2 separate regions of the Homo sapiens genome follow, and region 2 is linked to region 1. A link is an interaction called in ENCODE POLR2A ChIA-PET data of the cell type or tissue named here. Cell type or tissue: GM12878. All regions are shown on one strand.

Region 1 (8,000 bases):
TATTGGGTTTTATCAAATGCTTTTCTGCATCTATTGATTTGGTCAAGTAATTTTTCTATTGGGCCTGTTGATGTGATGATTACATTAATTTTTTTTTTTTTTGAGACACGGTCTCACTTTGTCACCCAATATGGAGTGCAGTGGCTCAATCATAAATCACTGCAGCCTTGACCTCCTCTGCTCAAGTGACCCTCCTGCCTCCGTCCCCTGAGTAGCTAGGACTACAGGCACATACCACCACACCTAGCTAATTAAAAAGATTTTTTGTAGATACTGGGTCTCACTTTGTTGTGCAGGTTGATTTGGGCTCAGGTAATCCTCCTCCCTCAGCTTCCCAATGTGTTGGGATTACAGGCATGAGTCACCATGCCTGGCCAATATTAATTGAATTTTGAATGTTGAATCAGGCTTGCATTCCTGGGGAAGAAAAATCTCACGTGGTTACAGTGTATAACTCTTTTTATACATTGTTGTATTCCATTTGCTAATATTTTGTTGAGGACTTATACATCTATATTCATGAAAGATATTGGTCTGTAGTTTTCTCATAATAGGTTGTTTTCCTGTAGTGTTTCCCAGTCTGGATTTCACTGATTATACCTCTGTGGTACAGTTAAAATGTTCTTCTGTCTTCTGTAGTTCCTAAAAATTAGTTTGGTATTTCACTCTTTTTTGAAAAATAAAAACTTATTATGGAGAATTTCAAACATACCAAAGCAGCTAAAATTGTATAATGAATTCCCACATATTCATCATGTGGCTTTAATAGTTACCAGCTCCTGGGCACTCTTTCTCTATCTATACCCCCATCTACTTACTGCCACTTCATACTAATAAATCTCAGCTGTAATATAATTACACAGGTAAATATTTCAATACGTACACTAAAAGATAAGGGGTATGTAAAAATATATACTCATAATACCATTTTATGTCTAACATTAGCAATGATTCTTTAATATCATCAAGGATGCAGGACATCTAAAAATTTATAGTGGTCTCAGAATGTCATAATTTTTTAAATAGTTCATTTGAATCAGGATCCAGTAAGTTCCCCACATCGTAATTTTAATGTATATGTTTCTTCTCCAACTTGTTTTCTTCCTTTTGTAATTTATTTGTTGGAAAAAAAAACAAAACAGGTTGTTTGCCTGTAGTGTTTGCCATTCTGGGTTTTGCTGATTGTACCTCTGTGGTACAGTTTAACATGTTCTTCTGTTTTCTGTAGTTCCTGAAAATTACTAGTTGTAACTAGAGGTTTGATCAGATTCAGGTTTAATTTTTTTATTTTAACAAGACAACTTTATAGGTGGCACTGTGTTCCTCCTCAGTAGGTACATAATCTCTACTTGTTTTTCGTGATGTTAGCAGCCATTGATGCTTAAAGCCTTAATTCATTGTGGGCTGCAAAATGGTAATATTCTAATTCTATCACTTGTCTGGAATTTTTTTCCTTTATATTCTCATATATTCTACAAAGTGACTTTAAACATATTAGCTTATCTGCTTGTAAATAACCCTTAAGGTAGGACAGATGTGTATTAGGCTGCTACAAAATGGCCCTCCAGAGAATCATGTTTCTCTGTGACCATGTTCCTTTTTGCAGTTTGATTTTGCCTTCCTCCCATCAAACGGTTGGGGTGGATTCTCTTTTCCTTGTCCTTGATTCTGGGCTGGCTGTGTAACTTGTTTTGACCAATAGAATATGGAAGAATTGATACTGTGTGAGGCTATGGTACAAGAGACTATATATTTTCTGGTTTCCCCCTCTTGGAACATCACTGTCATGTAAAAAGGCCCAGTCTCACTCCTTGAGTATAGAAGACACTATACAAATATAGATGCTCAGAATCTTAGCTGTGTCCCTTGAGCCTAGATCTCAAATGACCCACCAGTTAAGTGCTGCTCCATGAATGGGCCCAGGCAAAATCACCAGAACCGCCCAACCAACACAGAACTGTAAGACATAAACTCCTGATATTTCAAGTTACTAAGATTTGGGGTGATTTGGTGTGCAGTAAAGGCTAATGAAATGGAAGGATGTTATCTACATTTTACGGATGAGAAAAATAAGGCCCAGATAGGGGATACATCCAACCTACAGGGCTGTAGGACAAGATAAGAGTTTAGGAATTTTAACTCCTAATTCAGTGTTCTTGCCATTTATATTTTCCTTTCTCTTTCCCAAATTTACTGGCCATCTTAATCTAAACTCTGTTATCTCACAGCAACCTCTGAGGCTTCCCAGCACATCAAGAAACCCTATGAACTGAGCTGCATTTAATAACTAGCTATTAGCTGGGGCTCTAAAAACTTTGTTAAGGAAAATAGAAACTGAACATCTTTAGTAAAGTTTCAACCTGGGCTCTACTTTTAACTCCTATCATCATTCAATCTTTGGAAACAAAAACTTGAAAATTACCAAATTGGGGGTGAATATGAGGAAAGGCTTGCAATGTGCATAGTGTTAAGGGCTTAAAAAAATACCCAAGCATAACAACAACTCTCTGTGTAAATCAAGTAAGTGTTGACTGATTCTATCAATTTGTAAGTCCAAACAACTTCCAGATGGTTCAAATAATAATAAAAGTATCTTATATTTGATTAGTGCCTTTCAGTTTACAACGCGGTTTCACATCTGTGTCTTCATTCCAACCTCACAATGGAGCCTGTCAGGAAGGTAGGCTAGGGGTCATCACTTCCGTTTTTCTAGATGAGGAAACTGAGTCCTATAAGAAAAAGTGACTTGCACAAAGCCAGTGACTAAGCAACTAGAAGAGGCAAGATTAAACCAAATCTTCTGATTTCACGGTCAACAATTTTTCCACTACCTTGCCTTTATTCTTGCCTATAAAGTCTCCTGAGAAAATCCTCTATCCATTTCCATTTTAATAACATGAAAGACATAAGCAAAAATCATAAGAACACAAAATGGAGGAGCTCACAGCCTGGCAGAGCAATAGATATGGAGACACATCCTTAGGACAACAACAACAACAATAATAATAGTAATAGTTAACATTAATTGAATGCTGTATGTCTAATCCTGTTCTGAAAGTCTTACATATCTGATTGAATTATCAAGACAATTGTATAAGGCCTGCACTGCTAGTATCCTCATTTTATAGATGAGACAACTGAAGCATAAACGTATTTTAAGTAAGGAACTTCTTACACACAACTTGTATGTGATAGAGCTGAGATAGTAAGTTTGATAGTAAAATCTTGTAGAAGGTGAACAGGAACACAAAGAAGAGGATTCCTAGTTTCTCAGGAAAAGTCTGGAAAGGCTTCATTGAAGATAGTTTACATGGATTAGGACATGAAGGATCTTGGGTTTGTCAGGAGCCATGGGCAGTGTGATGGGCAGGTGGCATGTTAGAGAATGGCACGGTCGTGGAATCAGGAACAGTTCAATATGCTGAAACTTACTAGCAAAGTGTTACTACACAGAGAGATACATAAACAGACAACCACAAGGACAATTGCAACTCATGTGCTTGTACAATAATGGGTGGTTTTGGTATTTATTAATCTTTTTCACCTCAGCACAGCAGAACTCTCAGACCAGGAAAGCAAGGCTAATGTGTTTCTCTTGTTCAGTTTCAGCTAGGTTCATTAGCTTGCTTCTGTATCTTTCGGCCAACTTTCATTTGGGATGTTTACTCTACAGTTTCACGCTAGTCCATGCTTGGCAGACCACTTCTCAGTATCAGTGCTAATTATCATTATTATCAAGAATTTTAATTAGTATAATTACCACCAACATACATTTTGATTAATGCTAATTAACAGTAATTTCTAAGTTTCATTATTATAACTGAGATTTAATAATTTAATTAATATACCAATTAATAACATATTTATATGGGACTTAATTTGCAAAGTGGTTTCAGATATAAAATCCCACTTGATCCACCCCGAAACTCCAGATAGTTGGCAGGGTGTGGGTTATTAACCCCATTTTATAGACGAGGAGGCTTAGGTAAGAGAAATACCAAAACCCATTCAGTTTCCTGCCTCCCGGTCTAGTTCTATTTCTTCCTCAATCTCTCCATCTACAATTACTTTGAGTTTCACCCCAAGGTGAAGACTTTCCGCCACCATGGCATGTCTCATTCATTGTCCTACCTACAGGAAGATAGCAAGAGATTTAAAAGGAGTGCAGGCTACAGATCCAACTTGGGTATCAATTCTGCTGTGCTGTATGTGAGCTGGGCGACTTTGAGAAAAATCACTTAATCTCTCTGAGTCACAGTTGTCCTTTCTGTAAAAAGATGATCGTGTTGTCTACCATATGTAGAGGTAATATATTTAAAGCAGTAGTCAATAAATGGCAGCCATTATTATTGTCTCTTTTGGGTCCTAACTGCTGGTGCCCATGAGGAGCATCTCTCCTATAACTAACTGCCTTCAATTTAATGCTCACAAATGCAATAGGCGAGCCTTCGTGATATTAAGTGAGAGAACAGACCATCTTCTGGGCTAACAGCCACTTTGGAGCCTGACTCCCAATTTTCTCAAATACCTACCCGCTTTGGCCAATTTTTTTTGTATCTCACAGACTGTAGTTCTCTCTCTCAGGCATTCGTGGTCTGGGAAAAATAGCTAAGACCATGAAGATCTTTATAACTGAGTGGGCTTTGGTGTGTAATTGGCCCTACAAAAGGAAACAAAACCACCATGTATTGATATCTACGTGGATGATTCAAGCATTTTGCATATCTTATTTAATTCTCAAAAAAACATGTAAAGAAAAAAATTATTGTTTGTCCCATTTTCATATGGAGAAACAGGCTGAGAGTAAGCGATTTCCCCCCTAACACAAAAAGTCCCATGAGTGACATCACTAAAGTTTGAATACAGGTTTTTCTGGCTCAAAAAGCTGGTGCTCTTTTTACATACCACCTGATAAAACTTTCTCTCTAACCATCTTTCTGCAGGTCCTGGGCTTTCTCTGCTAGAAGAGGCTGAATTCCTGGAGTACCTAGAGTACAGAGCTGGTGAATGACCTCTTATCTCCCTGCTCTAGCCTGTCCTATGTAACTTGGTCCCAGCCACCTCTCCTGTGGACTTTTCCTTCTTCTGAGCTTTTCCAGATGCTGGGCTGAGCACAGATTCTGGTTTGATGGCATCTAGTCTGCAGGAAAACATAGTTTGGCTTTGACCAGCACCTGATAGACTCTTCTGCTCTTTTGGACTAGTCTTCTAGACACTAATGGCAGTGGAATTTGACCTTCTGGTCTTCCTTTTATGTTTGCTAAAATAAATGAAGCCAGTAATCCCAACAGATAACCCAGTATTCCCACCACATGGCTCAGGACTGCCCCCATTCGAGGTCTGTGATCCTGAGCATCTTTCACCAACAAATATACCACTACTAATCATTAAGGTGACGGTTTACTGAAATCCTGCTGAATACTAAGCCAGGTGCTGGTTGTTTCACATAACTTATCTCCAATCCTTTCATCATTCTGCAAGATAGTAATTAGTATTGCAATTTAACATTTAAATGGAGGCCCAGAGAAGTTAAGTAACTTCTCAAGGTAACACAGCACAACACATCATTAGCTTCCTTTCATACCTTTTCTTTATTTCTTCCTGATTCTTTTCTCCAAATGTATCTCTAAGGAGCTCTCCTTAGCCCTGTCCTCCTCTCTCTTGATGATTTCCCCTGTATTATACTTTCTTCTGGCTTCTGCTCTTATATCTATGTGGATGACTTCTAAAATGGCAGTTCCAACAGTGGCCCATCTACGTTGTCCAAGAAAGGCCTTTAGAAGTCCCATTAATGTCTTAACATATCTTAACCTATCACTTGTCTTTACCCTTAAACCTGCTCTTTCTCTGTCTTTGAGAACATGTCCACTCTCTGGCACTCAAGTTCACAGTCTTGGTATTCTTATGGGCAGATTCTCCTTTTCACTCACCTACTCTGACACTCAGTCACTAAGTCTGGCCCTTCTCCTCCATTCTCTTGATGGTGAGTCCTATTCAGTATCTCATTATCTCCCACCTGGCTGATTGCAATAGCTTTCTTCAAATCTCTCTGCTGTTATTCTCCTTGTCCTCCTCCTTCTTAGACCCTGTGGCAAGATTTTGTCTTGGAAACACCTCCTTGCCTCAGGAGCCGCTGGTAGACCAGCAGCCTCCATGATCCAGCCCAAGCTACTTTCCCAACCTAGTTCCCCATGATTCCCCTGCATGTCCCATTTGTACCAGCAAACCAAGCAACTCACTTTCCCAGAGTATGTACTCAATTCTATTCCCTGAGTGCGCGCACACACACACACACACACACACACACACACACACACACACAGAGTGCAGTTTTGCTTATGATGTCATGGAATGTTCACAAAGGAGGTGACATAGGAGCCAAATCCTTGGGAAAGGAGCAGTTAGGCAGCTGTCTAAGAAGGGGCAGGGTATTAAAAGCAGAGAAAAGCACTTGCCAAGACAATGGTGAAGTAAAAAGAGCACGGCTCATTCAGGAAACTACCAGGATTTCAGAATGTCCATGTGGCAGAGCAAAGTTTGGGAGTCAAATAGACCTGGGTTTGGGTCTTAACTCTGTCACCTTTGTGGTCAGCTCTGTGATCCTGAACAGGTTTCTTAACTTTCTGAATCTCAGTATAATAAAGGTAAAAATATCTCATAGGAAGTTTCTGAGAACTTGTGAAAAACTTTTATGTAGGAGGTATGTAGAGGGTCCTCCCTAAAATTTGGCTATGATGTTAGTATCATGGTTATGATGATAGAGGAGGATGGATCCTGGTGGTAAGATGGGTGAAAGTGGCAATGTCATATTAGAAGGATATGCAGAAGCTAAATTACAGAGAGTACCAGTAAGTAACTGGGACTCTATTGTCTAGCAGATAGCAGCCACAGAGATTTTATAAGCATGGCTGACATGGTTATATCAGTGTTTTAAGATAATCATCCTGAAAACAGTATGGAGGTGAAGGACTGTTAAGAGGCTGTTTAAACTCTCCTGGAGGCCTGGGCTAAGGCTATGACATATTGATGGAGACGAAGACACAGGCTGGAGACATTCCAAGGAAGTCCATCACCCGGTCTACTGCCTGATTGCATGTGTGGTTTAGAAAGACGATGCCACAGTTCCTAGTTTGGGCAAATTTGTAGCTGATGGGCTATAAACAAAATGTTGGCTGACAGAGACTTTTCATGACCCTTGCAGTTATTTCCTAAGGATGGAGATTATTCCACAGAACCTTAATTTCTTTAAAAAGTGCTATCTGAGACATGGCAGTAGGGTAGAACTTGGCCAAATGAAAGAAAAACTTTATTTTCTTTGTTAATCAGTACTTCACAGCATGAGAAAGTTCAGCATAAACCAATTATAATTCAGTATCACTGAACTGGGTGAAATGAAAAAATAAGCAGAGACCAGGTGGTGTCAGCACAAAATGAATTCAGAAGAACAATGTTTATGTCTGTTTTAAAAAACCAAGAAGAGCCCAATACTGGAATCCAGGATAAATTAACTCTGTTCCTGTTTCCTCAGTTAAATTCTGTCAATCTGAGTTCTAAAAAAATAGCCTAAAGTATTTGTCTGTCTGCCTTATTGGCTCTTCCAAACATATTATTTCAAAGGACAGATTTTATTTAAATATAGAAAGTCTCAAAATCATGGCACGCTAGAATTATATGAGAGAAAATAATAATAGCTCACCTTTGTTTTGCATGGAGTTTTTCTTAAAGCACTTTTACTTGTCTTAATCTCATTATCAGAAAAGTAGACAAGGCAGAAGGTATTTTTCTCACTTTGCACACAGTAAAACTGATGCACACACTTTGGGAGGCTGAGGTAGGTGGATCACCTAAGGTCAGGAGTTTGAGACCAGCCTGGACAACATGGCGAAACCCCCTTTCTACTAAAAATACAAAAATTAGCTGGGTATGGTGGCATGTTCGGGAGACTGAGACAGGAGAATTGCTTGAACCCGGGAGGTGGAGGTTGCAGTGTACCGAGATTG
Region 2 (8,000 bases), 84 kb before region 1:
GTCCTCATGATAGTGAGTGAGTTCTCATGAGGTCTGGTCACTTAGAAGTGTGTGGCACCTTCCCCTCCACTCTCTCTCTCGCTCCTCCTCCTGCCAGGTAGTGGGGCTGCTCCCCCTTTGGTTTCCACTGTGACTGGAAGCTTCCCAAGGCCTCCTCAGAAGCAGATGCTGCTATGCTTCCTGTACAGTCTGCAGAATCATGAACCAATTTAACCTCTTTTCATATAAATTACCTAGTCTCAGGTATTTCTTTATATCAGTGCAAGAACAGCCTAATATAGCTGTCTTGCAGGAATCATTGACTTACGTTGCCGAAGTGTCCAATGTCTTGAGAACCATTGTTTTTGTTGTTGTTGTTGTTGTTGTTTGATTTCTCAGTTGTTTCAGGTAGGAGAATAAAGCTGGTCCCTCTTACTCCATTTTGGCCAGAAGTAGATATCCCCATAGTTTCTTTAGGACTCTTTTAGTCCTTTGTCAAACCTCTTATTTTTACAGATTAGGAAACTGAGGAACTATACATCTATTATCTACAGTAGATAATTTGGGATTTAAGGGGCAAAACATGCAATATTTGGTGCTGAGATTGGGGGGTGAATGTCACTAAGGCTGAAGGGGTAGGAAGAAGACAGAGAGTGAAGAATGTTGAATGCCATGTAAGTAGAAGGGATTTTATTTTGTGGTTGTTGAAGGAGGAACTGAGGAAACATTTAAGTCTAGAAACAGCAGAATAAGGCTTAATGGCCTAATTAATATTAACACATCCTTTTTTAAATGCGGTTGAACTGTAGTTACCTCTGATACTAGAAGGGAATTGATAGAGTGAGGAGCTGTGTTTGCTGAGCTCTGGACCATAATCTGATCCTATCTGTGTGACTCTGAGCATATCATTTTATCACTCTTAGGCCTCAGTTTCCATGTCTGTGAAAAATTAATTGATAAAACTGAGGGTCAATGAGGTTGTTTTGAATGTGGTAACAGAACAAGTAAGGAGCAGCACCGAGGCTCCAAATCAGCTCTCAGATAGTTTTCCATGCCTATGATCCTTGAAAGCAGGATTTCATCCAAGAGAGGTAGTAATGACTGGTTGAGGCAAATAGCCACAGGGCCATAAAGATATACATAGTGGTGGTGAAGAAGTCTCCTCTGCCCACCAGCATTCCTTGACCCAGCCGTTATATCCCAACCTGACATGATTTTCTGACAATGAATGTTGAAAGCTGTTGAATGTCAGACACAAAGAGTTACACTTAACCAGCTGTCTGCAAATAAAGAATCAGAGGTCGATTGTGGTGTGCGAAGGTTTATGGTCATATGTTTTAACATAATGTTTTGGGAAAAATTAAATTGTAAAGAACTTCAATACACACACACAAAAGCTTTTATTTGTTTATGTTCTCCCATGTTGGCAAGATTTTGTATAGGCCATTCTCATGGCCTAAGATGCATATCCAGTATCCACAGTATTCCTTATATGTCTGATTGGAGAACACACACTCTTCCTTCAATTCTCAGATCAGTTACTATTAAACTTTTCCTGACTTCCCCAGGCAGATTATATATTTTTTTCCTTTCTTGATTCCTCTGCATTTTGCAAATATTGTCATTTTCATAATTGACTATTTTTTTTTCATTCTGTTTGTCTGTGTCACCCACCAGACTGTGAACTCTATAATGATAGCTATTCCTCATTTGTTCACTGTAGTATCCCTAGAACCTAGGACAATTCCTAGAACTGTTAATGCTCAATAAATATTTTTAGGTAAATGAATGAATGAATGGACATTAGGAATAGAAGGTGAAGTGATATAAGTAAGAGCCCTGCACACGGGCGTTCCCCCTTTCTCATTTGCCTCCCTTGTGCCAGCCTGAGCTTTCATGGGGTATATATGATGTCTTGCTTATTTCTACATATTTACCCTGATAGGTTGTTGCAGAACATGGCAAGGGCTCATCAGATGCTGAATGAACAAACACACTGGACTGCAGCCTTAGTTGCTTTATCTGTTGCATGAAATGGTTGAATTAGATTTCAGTCACTCAACCAGTATCTCCTGAACCTCTACCATGTGTCAAGCACTGAGCCAGGCCGGGGACAGAGGCTCACACCTGTAATCCCAGCACTTTGGAAGGCTGAGGTGGGCGGATCACCTGAGGTCAGGAGTTCGAGACCAGCCTGGCCAACAGGGTGAAACCCCGTCTCTATTAAAAATAAAACATTAGCCGGGCATGGTGGTATGCATCTGTACTTCCAGCTACTCAGAACGCTGAGGCAGGAGAATCACTTGAACCCAGAAGGCGGAGATTACAGTCAGCCGAGATCGTGCCATTGCACTCCAGCCTGGGCAAAAAAGAACGAAACTCTGTCTCAAAACAAAACAAACAAAAAACACCGAGCCTGCATCAATCATGGACAGTGGCATCAAGACTACAGACTAGTAGAATTGAAACAGGGACTATAAAGCAAGGTAAAAAATGAGGGGTCGCATGTTGAGATGAAGCTGAGACTGACAAGGAGTGAATGAGACTTAAACCCAGGCCTTTCCTCTAGAATGGGCAGGTTCTTGGTAGATGGTACAGCTGCAATTATGGAAAAAAAAAAGGTTCGAATATCAACTCCTCTACACCACGCAGCCAGAAGTAACCTTTTTTCATTCAAAATGCTATAGGCCTCTCTCCGAATCCCTTTTAGAATACCAATTCCTTTCTTGGAGGTTGTGATGTTTTATGTGTCAACTTGACCAGACCGGATATTTGAACAGACATTATTCTGGGGGTGTCTGTGAGGGTGTTTCTGGATGAAATTAACTTTAGAATTGGTAGCCTGAGTAAAGTAGATGGCCCTCCCTAAAGCGGACAGAATGCATCCAATCAATTGAAGACCTGAACAGAACAGAAAGGCTGAATGAGGGAATGCCTCCTGCCTGGCACTTGAGCTGAGACACTGATCTTTTCCTGCCTTCAGGCTCCAGCTGAAAAGCTGGCTCTTCAGCTCTTGAGTCGTGAGTTGGCTTTCAGACTGGAACTTACGCCATTCACTCTCCTAGTTCTCAGGCCCTCAGACTCAGACTAGAACCACACTATTGAATTTCCTGGGAATCCAGCTCACTGACTTCAGATCTTGGGGCTTCTTGGCTTTCAAATCATGTGAGCCAATTTCTTATAAGTCTCTTTACACACTCATACACACTGTCTGTCTGTTTATCTATTATCTATCTATCCATCCATCTATCTCCTGTTGGTTTTGTTTCTCTGGAGAACCCAGACTAATATAGGTGGTAAAAAATAAAACAAACAAACAAAAAAAAAAAACTTACCCTTTTTTTTTTTTTTTTTTTGAGACAGAGTCTAGCTCTGTCACCCAGGCTGGAGGGCAGTGGCATGATCTCGGCTCACTGCAAACTCCGCCTCCCGGGTTCATGCCATTCTCCTGCCTCAGCCTCCCAGGTAGCTGGGACTACAGGCACCCGCCACCACGCCCGGCTAATTTTTTGTATTTTTAGTACAGACAGGATTTCACTGTGTTAGCCAGGATGGTCTCGATCTCCTGACCTCGTGATCCACCTGCCTCGGCCTCCCAAAGTGCTGGGATTACAGGCGTGAGCCACCGCACCCAGCAACCTACCCTTTCTTGAGCTAAAACATGACAGGTACTGGGCTAAGTGATTTATAGCCATAACCTTATTTAGTCCACATAACACTCCTCTGAGGGTGGATGTAATTTCTAGCTTATAGATGGAAACTTTGAGGCTCAGAGGAGAGACGCACCATATCCAAGGTCACACAACAAGCAAATGACTATTCAGGTTAAAACCCTGTTTCCTCTAGTTCAATACTCCATGCTATTTCTCCTCTACTCAACCACATCCTTCTGTGCATGTTTTGTTTCTCGATTAGGCAGTAAGTTATCTATGGGCAAAAATTAAGTATAATTATTATTATTTTTTTCTATTTGTTCACTTTTAATTCTTGTGCCGATCATGGTATTTGGCACATGAAGGTGAGGAGGGGGCGGTGGCCGCAGGAATTATTGTATGATCTACTTGGGTCATGGGACTTCTCTGCAGGGAAAGACTTTAGAAACCACCTAACCCTTTCCACCCCTCCCTTTGTTCTTGTTTCTAGACTGATTCCTTTCTTCTCCATGCTGTTAGTAATTAATACATGGCACGTATTCCCCAAGGAATTGCAGGACATCCTGAAGTTTGCACCAAAAGTTTGGGGAGCATACCTCCTCAGGGCACACTTCCACAAGCCCCTTTTGGCACCTTGGTTTTCCTGCCACCTGGGCCTGGAGCCAGATATGCAGTTGGGCTGGAGCAGGGAGTAGAGAGTGTGAGCTAAAGAGCACACAGAGACCCTGACAGGCTCCTGGGGCCCCCAGTGGTTGAACTCTGGTTATAAATAGAAGGAATATGAAGCAGAATGTCTTTTTAATATGCACATGGAATTCATTTATTTAATGAAGAATTTTCCTGGAACAGAGAGCTTGCCGTCAGAGCTGAGCTATTTTTGAGTAGGATGTGAAGGAAAAACTCTGGAGAATTATTTGCTGTTTGGATTTATGCTTTTAAAATGGGTTGTAATAAAAAAGCAAAACTATAGGAACAGAGTTAAGATCAGTGTTTGCCAAGGGTTGGAGGTAGGTGCAAGGGATTGACTGGAAAGAGGTGTGAAGTGACTTTCTGGGGTGATGGCAGCATTCTGTATCTACTGTGGTAGTGGTTACATGGCTGCATATGTTTGTCAAAACGTGTAGAACAGTTCACCTAAAATGTATGAATCTTACTACTATATGTAAATTATGCCTGACTTACAAACAGTGTGTCACCATGTTCTTTCTGAGGGAGAAAAAGGAGTGGGGAATGAATGCTTTCAAACATCTCCTTTGGGTGGGGTTCTTTGTAGCTTCTTTACGTTATTTATTCTATTTAATACCTGCCAAGGACTATGAGATAGAGATTATTATCCACATTTTACAGATGAAACACCTGAGGTTTTGAGAGCTTAAATTAATTGCCCAAGGTCACATATCAGCTTCTAGTGAGAAGTAGGTTTCCAAATTCCACAATGACCTCCCTCCATTACCTGATGTTCATGTAGATGGAGCTTAGAATTAAAGCCTTGAAAATAGAACTGAGTTTTTGCTCCTTGAAAAAATGCTTCAGACAGCTCCATGCTTTCTCTCCAAAATGTTCCCACATTCTATGTTCTTTGACTGTTTCTGGCTGCATCTGGGAAAGGGTCTTAATAAGGTGTTAATGGTCTTTAACAGCTTTATTTAGTGCCCTTAGATCTCCCTTTTTATCAAGCATGCTTGGCTTTGGGTATACTTTGAAATCTTAAAGGGATGGGAAGTCTTCTGTAGGACCTGGTGTCATTCCTGGATCCCATTCCCATGGCTGGCATCATTAATCAATCATGATGCTCTATGAACCCTGACTTGCCCTTGTGATGCTCCGTAACATGGTCCTCTGGGCAGTAATTACTAACAGATTTGAGTTGGCATTCAAGATATCAAAGCCTATTTTGCATACTACCTGTGTTGCTAGGCCTAACCTGGGTACATTTATAAATTGAGGGTGAAATCTTATCTTTTCACTCCTTAGACCTGGAACCCTGATAAGAGTTAATGTCTGGATCTAGAGGCAAAAGTCGAAAGAAAGAACAGGGATTGGAAAATTACAACTGGGTTTAGAGATCAGCTCTGTAACACTTTCCTCTATCTCACCCCAACACTCATTTTCTTCATCTGTAAAATGGGGATAATCATAATAATAGCTATCTAAAGGTGTTGAGGTGAAGCTCATATTGAATGAGATAGCACCCAGAAAACAGAAGCTCATTATCGCTAAGAACTTTCACATGCATTATCTTGTTCAACCTTACAATAAAGTTATGCATAGGAAATTTAAATCTACATTATACAGATATACTTAATTTGTTCATGTCGCACAGTAAAGCTTAAGTTGAGAACTGAACTCAGGCCTGACTCCAAAGCTCATATTGTTAATGACAAGCTACACTGCCTCTTGTTCCAGGCATGGAACAAACAGTATTTGGGATAGTCCCTCCTTTCTTCCAGGTCTGAGAGGATGGGCAAGGACTCAGATCAGGGGCTACCACCACATTAGGCTGGTGCAGGCACTGAAGAGGTGGAAGTAGTCCAGTGTGGCAAGAAAATCTGGGAGTGGTGGTAGGTACAGGTACCAGCACACACCTGTGTTAAGGACCTTATATCTGGAAATGGTTCTTTCAGGGTCCTGCTGGTCTATTTGGTGCCTTTGTATGAATTAGAAAAAAATGCTCCGTTTGGGCAGATGAATCGTATAAGTTTACTCCCTCTGGAAGAACACAGCTCAAAAGAATCAAGGCTGAGTGTTTGGATTCAAAAATTCTTCTGAGCAGAAGAATTAGTACAGTGTGGACTGGATCTCAGCAAGCATTCAGCTCCTCAGCTAATGTGTCTGTGCTGAACATAATTATACAGCAGTACAAAGTGGTCCTGGGTCTTGATGGGATGGAAAGGTGTAGTCTTAAGGAATCTAGGAACAGAAAAAAGATAAATGTCCAGGGAGCAATTTTGTTAGGGAGTTAACACCATTGGCCTGAACCAGAATTGGATCCAGCTCTAAACAATTTCAAAGCCAGTGTGACTGATCATGAGAATCACTTGGGGTGTTGGGGGAGTGCGTCCTGGTAAAAATGCAGATTATCTGCTCCTTCTCCTAAACAATCTAACTCAGTAAGTCTGAGGTGGCCAATTCGAATGATCAGAAAAGTTTAGGAAATACTGCTCTATCTCATGCTTATCACACTGTGCTGTAACTGTCTCTATTAGCAACCCTGGTTACCATCTGGTCGGCTGGACCATGAATGTTTCAAGGGCAAGGCCATGTCTGATTCAATTCCACATCCACAGCACGTAAAGCAACGTCTGGCAGAGCAAAGAACTCACCCATCAATTGAATGACATCATGGCCAATCTACGAGTTCTGGCTTACTTCTCATGCTATTATCACATCTGCCAAGGTAACTAAAACTATGTGTATTCCTTCCTGCCTCCTCACTTCTTCCTATTTCCCTAACCACCATCTATTACTCAACCTAACCCGAAAAAGGACAGGCCTGACACTATGGAAGACGCTTTCAGACTTAAATCTAGAACGTGGCATGTTTCCTGCTATTCACACCTATGTTTGGGTCTGGGCTCCATGATGGTGCATATTTGGGCCTCATTTCTCCCTCTATAAAATGAAACAGTTTTACAACATGATTTCTGAGATCTCTTCCAAGTCTGACATGCTAGAGTCCTCTGACAGGAATCTAGAGTTTCTAGTAAATTCTGTGAGATGTGAAGGCCTTCTTCGAGGCCTCCATATTGGCATCCTTCAGCTTGCTGGTTGGAGCCCAGGTGACGGACAGCTGCAGTCTGGGATTTTCCTGAGGTCGACTTCACTGGTGGGTAGGCTTCGATTACTGGGCATGTTCCAGCAGGCTCAGGGCACCCCTGTGGGCAGGTCAGTAAATACTGGCTGCTTGACGATGTCTTGGATGGGAAGCCAGTTGGATGAGGGATGTGTGCGAAGCCCTGGAAAACGCAGCAGTTCAAAGGCTGTGCTGAGTAGGTTTCCAAATGGACTTACCCTCTCAGACTTTGAATTCCAGCTCCATCGGAAAAACACAAGTGTTTGATTCCAACGGAATGGCTTCTAGTAATAATAATAATAATAAAAAGGGCTTTGATGACTTCTTGGAAATCAGTTTCTATAAAATGGTGTTTTGAGAATTTGAGTGCAAGTCAAGCAGAAACATGGATTGAAATTCTTCCCTTTCATACCCATTCTTTTAAAATATTTTATTTTTAAATATGAAAATAATGTGTGCATATTATTAAAGAATGCAAACACTACAGTAAAGTACAAAATAAAAAGAGCAAGTCTTTCTTCCTCCCTCCCTTCTCATCCTGTCTCATGGGATAATAATTTATTTATTTGTGTGTG

The links. Peaks named below come from ENCODE experiments on the same cell type or tissue, not always from the same donor. Only the 100,000 strongest peaks of a DNase experiment are listed, where the experiment ranks them.
Region 2: POLR2A ChIA-PET joins it to region 1 with 6 read pairs; 2 of 35 experiments call an interaction of 5 or more read pairs at or near these places.

The regions. Positions count from the first base shown.
Region 1 is chr1:56,233,378-56,241,377 of GRCh38, reverse strand. It overlaps LOC124904186 (a long non-coding RNA gene), which reads left to right. Exons shown (of 4, transcript XR_007066107.1): 4 at 4,944-7,886. Among named protein-coding and RNA genes, the nearest start is that of LINC01767, 180 kb to the left of the region's middle. In GM12878, no CTCF peak of the experiment used is centred here; a DNase peak (open chromatin) is centred at 3,627.
Region 2 is chr1:56,317,415-56,325,414 of GRCh38, reverse strand. LOC124904186 (a long non-coding RNA gene) reads left to right here. Exons shown (of 4, transcript XR_007066107.1): 1 at 1-7,029. Among named protein-coding and RNA genes, the nearest start is that of LINC01767, 94 kb to the left of the region's middle. In GM12878, no CTCF peak of the experiment used is centred here; no DNase peak of the experiment used is centred here.